Regions from separate parts of the Homo sapiens genome. Here region 2 is linked to region 1. Evidence: chromatin loops called from intact Hi-C (ENCODE). Cell type or tissue: Panc1. All regions are shown on one strand. Links, peaks and the distances in the headings refer to the core of each region. The heading gives the core; the rest is flanking DNA.

What was found. Hi-C counts contacts between places; a loop is a spot of excess contacts. Peaks named below come from ENCODE experiments on the same cell type or tissue, not always from the same donor. Only the 100,000 strongest peaks of a DNase experiment are listed, where the experiment ranks them.
Region 2: it touches region 1 in a loop (2.3-fold over the local background); 3 of 110 quality-filtered maps call a loop at or near these places.

What each region holds. Positions count from the first base shown.
Region 1 is chr12:34,453,499-34,456,418 of GRCh38, reverse strand. No RefSeq gene overlaps it. Among named protein-coding and RNA genes, the nearest start is that of LINC02963, 240 kb to the right of the region's middle. In Panc1, for the core only: no CTCF peak of the experiment used is centred there; no DNase peak of the experiment used is centred there.
Region 2 is chr12:34,525,622-34,528,541 of GRCh38, reverse strand. No RefSeq gene overlaps it. Among named protein-coding and RNA genes, the nearest start is that of LINC02963, 310 kb to the right of the region's middle. In Panc1, for the core only: no CTCF peak of the experiment used is centred there; a DNase peak (open chromatin) is centred at 1,391.

The DNA of each region.
Region 1 (2,920 bases), core at 234-2,733:
ATTTGATGCAGCAGTTTGGAAACACTGATTTTGTAAAGTCCACCAATTGATATTTGGGAGTGCATTGAGGCCTATGGTGAAAAGGAAAATATCTTCAGATAAAAAATAGAAAGAAGCTTTCTGAGAGCCTGCTTTATGATGTGTGCATTTATGTCAAAGCATTAAAACTTTCTTTTTTTCAGCAATTTGGAAACCCTGTTTTTATCCATTCTGCATATGGACATTTTGGGCTCTTTGAGGCCAGTGGCAAAAACGTGAATATCCCAGGATGAAATCTAAAAGGGAGCTATCTGAGAAACCACTTTATGATGTGTGTATTCATCTCACAGAGTTAAAAATTTCTCTTCATTCAGCTGTTTGGAAGCACTGTTTTTGTAGGATCTGTGAAGTGATATTTTGGAGTGCATTGAGGCCTGTGGTGAAAAACAATATATCTTCAGATAAAAACTAGAAAGAAGTTTTCTGAGAAACTGCTTTGTGTTGTGTGCATTCATCTCATGTAGTTAAACTTTTCTTTTGAGTCAGCATTTTGGAAACACTGGTTTTGTCCATTCTGGAGTGGACGTTTGGGAGCTCATTAAGGCCAGTGTCAAAAAAGCAAATATCCCAGGATAAAACTAGAAGGAAGTTATCTGAGAAACCGCTATCTGTTGTGTGCGTTCATCTTGCAGACTTAAACTATTCTATTCATTAAGCAGTTTAGAAACTTTTTTTTTGTAAAATCTGCAAAGGGATATTTGAGAGCACAATGATACCTAAGGGGAAAAATAAAATATCTTCAGTTTAAAACCTGAAAGAAGCTTTCTGGGAAATTACTTTGTGATGTGTGCATTCACCTCAGAGAGTTAAACATTTATTTTCATTCAGCCGTTTGAAACACTCTTTTTGTCCATTGTGCAAATGGACATTTGTGATCTCATTGAGGCCAATCATGAAAACGAGAATATCCCAGGATAAAAACTAGAAGGATTCAATCTGAGGAAACGATTTTTGATGTGTGCATTCATCTCCTAGGATTAAAAGTTTCTTTTCATTCAGCAGATTGGAAACACTCTTTTTGTAGAATCTGTGAAGGGAGAGATTTGAGGCCTATTTTGCAAAAGAAATTATCTTCAGATAAAAACTATTAAGAAGCTTTCTGAGAAACTGCCTTGTGATGTGTGCATTCATCTCACGGATTTATACCTTTGTTTTGATTGAGCAGTTTGGAAACACTGTTTTTGTCCATTCTGTGGAAACATTGTTTTTGTTCATTCTGTGAATGGACATTTGGGAGCTCAATGAGCCCAAAGGTGAGAAAGTGAATATCCCAGGATACAATCTAGATGAAAGCTTTCTGAAAAACTGCTTTGTGATGTATGCGTTCATCCTACCTAGTTAAACTGTACTTTTTATTCAGTAGTTTGGAAACATTGTTTTTTCATAATTCAAAAGGATATTGGGGAGCACATTGAGGTCCATGTTGAAAAAGGAAATATCACCAGATAAAAACTACAAAGAAGCTTTCTGAGAAACTAGTTTGTCGTGTATGCTTTCATCTCACAGAGTTAAAACTTTCTTTTGATACAGCAGTTTGGAAACACTGTTTTTGTTCATTCTGTGAATGGACATTTGTGAGCTCATTGAGGCCAAAGTCCAAAAAGTTAATATCCCAGGACAAAACTAGAAGGAAGCTATCTGTGAAACAGATTTGAGATGTTTCCATTTATCTCCCAGAGATAAACATTTCTCTTCATTCAGCAGTTTGGAAACACTGTTATTTTAGGATCTGCGAAGGGATATTTGGGAAAGCATTCAGACCTATGGTGAAAAAGAAATCATTTTCAGATAAAAACTAGAAAGAAGCTTTCTGAGAAAGTACTTTGTGATGTGTGCATTCATCTAACAGAGTTAATCCTTTCTTTTGATTCACTAGTTTGGAGGCACTCTTTTTGTCCACTCTGCGAATGAACATCTGTGAGCTCATTGAGGAAATGGTGAGTAAGCAAGTACCCCAGAATAAAAGACAAAAGGAAGCCATCACAGAAACTGCTTTGTGATGTGAGCATTCATTTCGCTGAGTGAAACCTTTCTTTTCATTCAGCAGTTGGGAAAAACTGTTTTTGTCCATTCTGTGAATGGACATTTTGGAGCTCATTGAGGGCAATGGCAAAAAAGCCAATATCCCAAGAAAAAAACTTGAAGGAATTTACCTGAGAAACCACTTTGTGATGTGTGTATTCGTTTCGAAGAGTGAAACCTGTCTTTTCTTTTTTTTTCTTTTTTTTTTTGTTTTTGTTTTTGTTTTTTTTTAATATACTTTAAGTTTTAGGGTACATTTGCACAACGTGCAGGTTAGTTACATATGTATACATGTGCCATGTTGGTGTGCTGCACCCATTAACTCATCATTTACATTAGGTATATCTCCTAATGCTATCCCTCCCCCCTCCCCCAACCCCACAGCAGTCTCCAGTGTGTGATGTTCCTTCTTTTCATCCAGCTCTTTTGAAACAGCTATCTGAGAAACTGCTTTGTGATATATGCATTGATCTTGCAGAGTTAAACCTTTCCTTTCATTCAGCAATTTTTAAACACACTTTTGTAGAATCTGTGAAGGGATATTTGGGAGTGAATAGAGGCCTATGGTGAAAAGGAAAATACAGATAAATACTGGAGGGAAGCTATATCAGAAACCGCTTTGTAATGTGTGCATTCATCTCCCAGAGTTAAACCATTCTTTTCATTCAGCAGTTTGAAAACACTTTTTTTGTAGAATTGGCAAATGGACTTTTGGGAGTTCATTCATGCCAATGGTGAAAAAGCGACTATCCCAGGATAAAATCTAGAAGGAAGCTATCTGAGAAACTACTTGTGATGTGCGCACTCAGCTCATGGAGTTAAACCTTTCTTTTCACTCAGGAGTTTGGTAAAATTGTTT
Region 2 (2,920 bases), core at 216-2,715, 72 kb before region 1:
TCCCCAAATTAAAGTTTTAGATGGGCCCTCAAAATTTTTAGGGCACGGTTTTCCTGCAGGTTTATATTGAAAGTATGGGGTATCTCCCATTACTCCTCCTTTCGTTTGTTTTAAAGGAGAAAGGGAGAGGCCAGAGACCATATGTCCCGTTTTATCTGTAGCTGATCTTTCCGGAAGATAAGCAGCCCAGACCTGAGTTTCTAGATGTATGCAACCAGATGCATGTCTGAAGCACAGAAGGTGGTATTTATAGCCCATGGTAACATTAAATGCAGTGCCTTCTTCTCCTGGTTGAGCAGGGCAATGGTCATCTCTGGCTCCAGGCATCCACACACTATCATTAGTGTAGATTTCTGCAGGAGTATCTACCCAGATGAGAAGTCGGAATAAGTGGAGGAAAAGACACATAAGCCCAATAAGAATAATTATGTGTAGCAGGTAAATTAGTGTGAGAGGAAACTGGTGAGACAGAAAGTATAAGGTGGAGAATTATTAAGTAAACACTAGTGTAAGAACGATTGAGTGCTGAAGGAGGAAGAGAAGAACAGAGGGATGTTATTTTCAGGCTAGTAGAAAAGGTGAGACTTTTAGGTTTGTAAGGAGAAAAAGAAAGGTAATGAGGAGAAGTGGGATTGGTTAGATGGGTCTCCATTGCCATCAGGGAGGACTGATTTACACCCATTGTGATTTGGTGTGCCTGTTTCTTAGGAGTCAGCACAGATCTCAACACGTCTGAGGGCAGTCTCTGACACAGACCTATTTTCTCTGTGGTTTTCATTGTCAGTATTCACCCGAAGCTTGAGTCTTCTGGTGGGTACCCAGACAGGGGATTGAAGATCTCCTGGTGAAACACAAGCATATCCTCTTCCCCACGTTATAATTGTGCCAGGTTCCTAGGAATTGGTTTAGGAGTTTTTCCATAACACTGGCTTGCCTTCGTTTAAGGATTTTTTTTGCGTGTATAATGGCATTCGGCTGCAGTTAGAGTATTATCTTTAGAAACATTTAAAAAATTTAAAGTAAACAATGCCAAATGTAATTGGGAGTGGGGAGTAGTTAAATCATGTTTTGGTTGTTCAGACTGTTTGGACAATTGGGTTTTTAAAGTGTGATTGGCCCTTTCCACCACAGCCTGTCCCTGAGGATTGTAAGTGATTCCAGTAATATGGGAAATTCCCCACTGTTTCATAAATGAATCAAAAGCCTTATTAACATATCCAGGGGCATTGTCTGTTTTTATTCGATATGGAAGCCCCATAACTGCAAAGCAAGAATACAGATGTTTCTTAACATGGGTCGTGCCTTACCCTGTTTGGCAAGTAGCCCAGATAAAACCTGAGAAGGTATCTACAGAGACATTCACATATGACAGTCTGCCAAAGGAGCTAACATGACTCACATCCATTTGACATAAAGCTTTAGGAATTAGGCCTCTAGGATTAACGCCAGGTTCCTGATTTGGAAGTACGAAGAACTGGACCTGAGGGCAGCTGTGAAAAATAAGCTTAGCCTGTTTCCAAGTAAGAGCAAATTTATCTTTTAATCCAGCAGCATTGACATGAGTGAGATTATGGAACTCCTGAGCTTCTTGGGTTGTAAAAGAGACCAAACAGTCAACTTTATGGTTACTGGCAGACATGGGTCCTGGTAAAGTGGTATGAGATCTAATATGTGTAATATAGAAAGGGTGTCTACATTGGTGAACCGCCTGTTGTAACCCTGAAAATAAAGAAGCCAAATCAGAATTATCAATATGTTTGACAGTAGCAGTTTTTAAATTTTAGTGGCATGTAAAACATAAGTGGAATCTGAAACAATATTTAAAGGTTTGGGGAAATCCTGTAAGGCAGTAATCACAGCAGTTAGCTCTGCCTTTTGAGCAGAAGTATAAAAGGTAGAAATGTTTGTCTGTAGGACCTATATAGCCAGCATTGCCATTACTGGAGCCATTAGTGAACACTGTAATGGCCTCAGGAATGGGTTGATCTTTGGTTAATCGAGCAACCACCCAAGACGTCATTTTTATAAAATCAAACTATTTGTTTTTCGGATAATGATTGTCAATAATGCCAATAAAATCAGCCAAGTGAATTTCCCACAGTACAGAATGCTGAATTGCAGCTTGAACTTCGAGCTGATTTAAAGGAACTACAATTACATTTGGATCAAATCCAGAAATTTGAAGTATTCTGCACCAAGTCTGTCCAATTAATATGGCTATTTGGTTTAGATAAACAGACAAAGTTTTTGACATAGAATGAGGAAGAAAACTCCACTCCATTAAATCATTATGTTGAACTATTAGTCCAGTAAGGGAGTGTAATGAAGCAAAAACCAGAAGCTGAAAAGACTGGAACGGCTCTACTCTAGATAACTGGGCAGTCTGGATTCTTTCCTCTACGAATTCCAATTCTAGTAAAGCCTCAGGGGTCAAAGTCCTAGCTCTGTGGAGATAGGAATCTCCCCACAGCATAGAGAACAAATTAGACAGCACATAGGTCAGAATGCCTAAAGTAGGTCTTAGATAATTAATGTTACCCAAAAGTTTTTGGAAGTCATTTAAAGTTTTTAAAGAATATCTCCTAATTTGAACTTTTTGAGGTTGAATACATTGTTTATCAACCACCATTCCTAAATATTGAAAAGGAGTGGTCTGTTGAATTTTATCCTGAGCGATGTGTATTCCAGCCTCTGTAACACAGTGGCTCAAAATTTTGTAACAATCGATTAATTCTTTATCAGTGGGGGCAGCAATTAAAATATCATCAATATAATGAAGAATATAGGCCTCGGGAAATTGGGCTCAAACTGGTGAAAGCACTTGTCCAACATAAAGCTGGCAGATTGTAGGGCTATTCAGCATTCCCTGAGGAAGTACTTCCCATTGATAACGAGCTGCAGGCTCCTGATTATTGATACA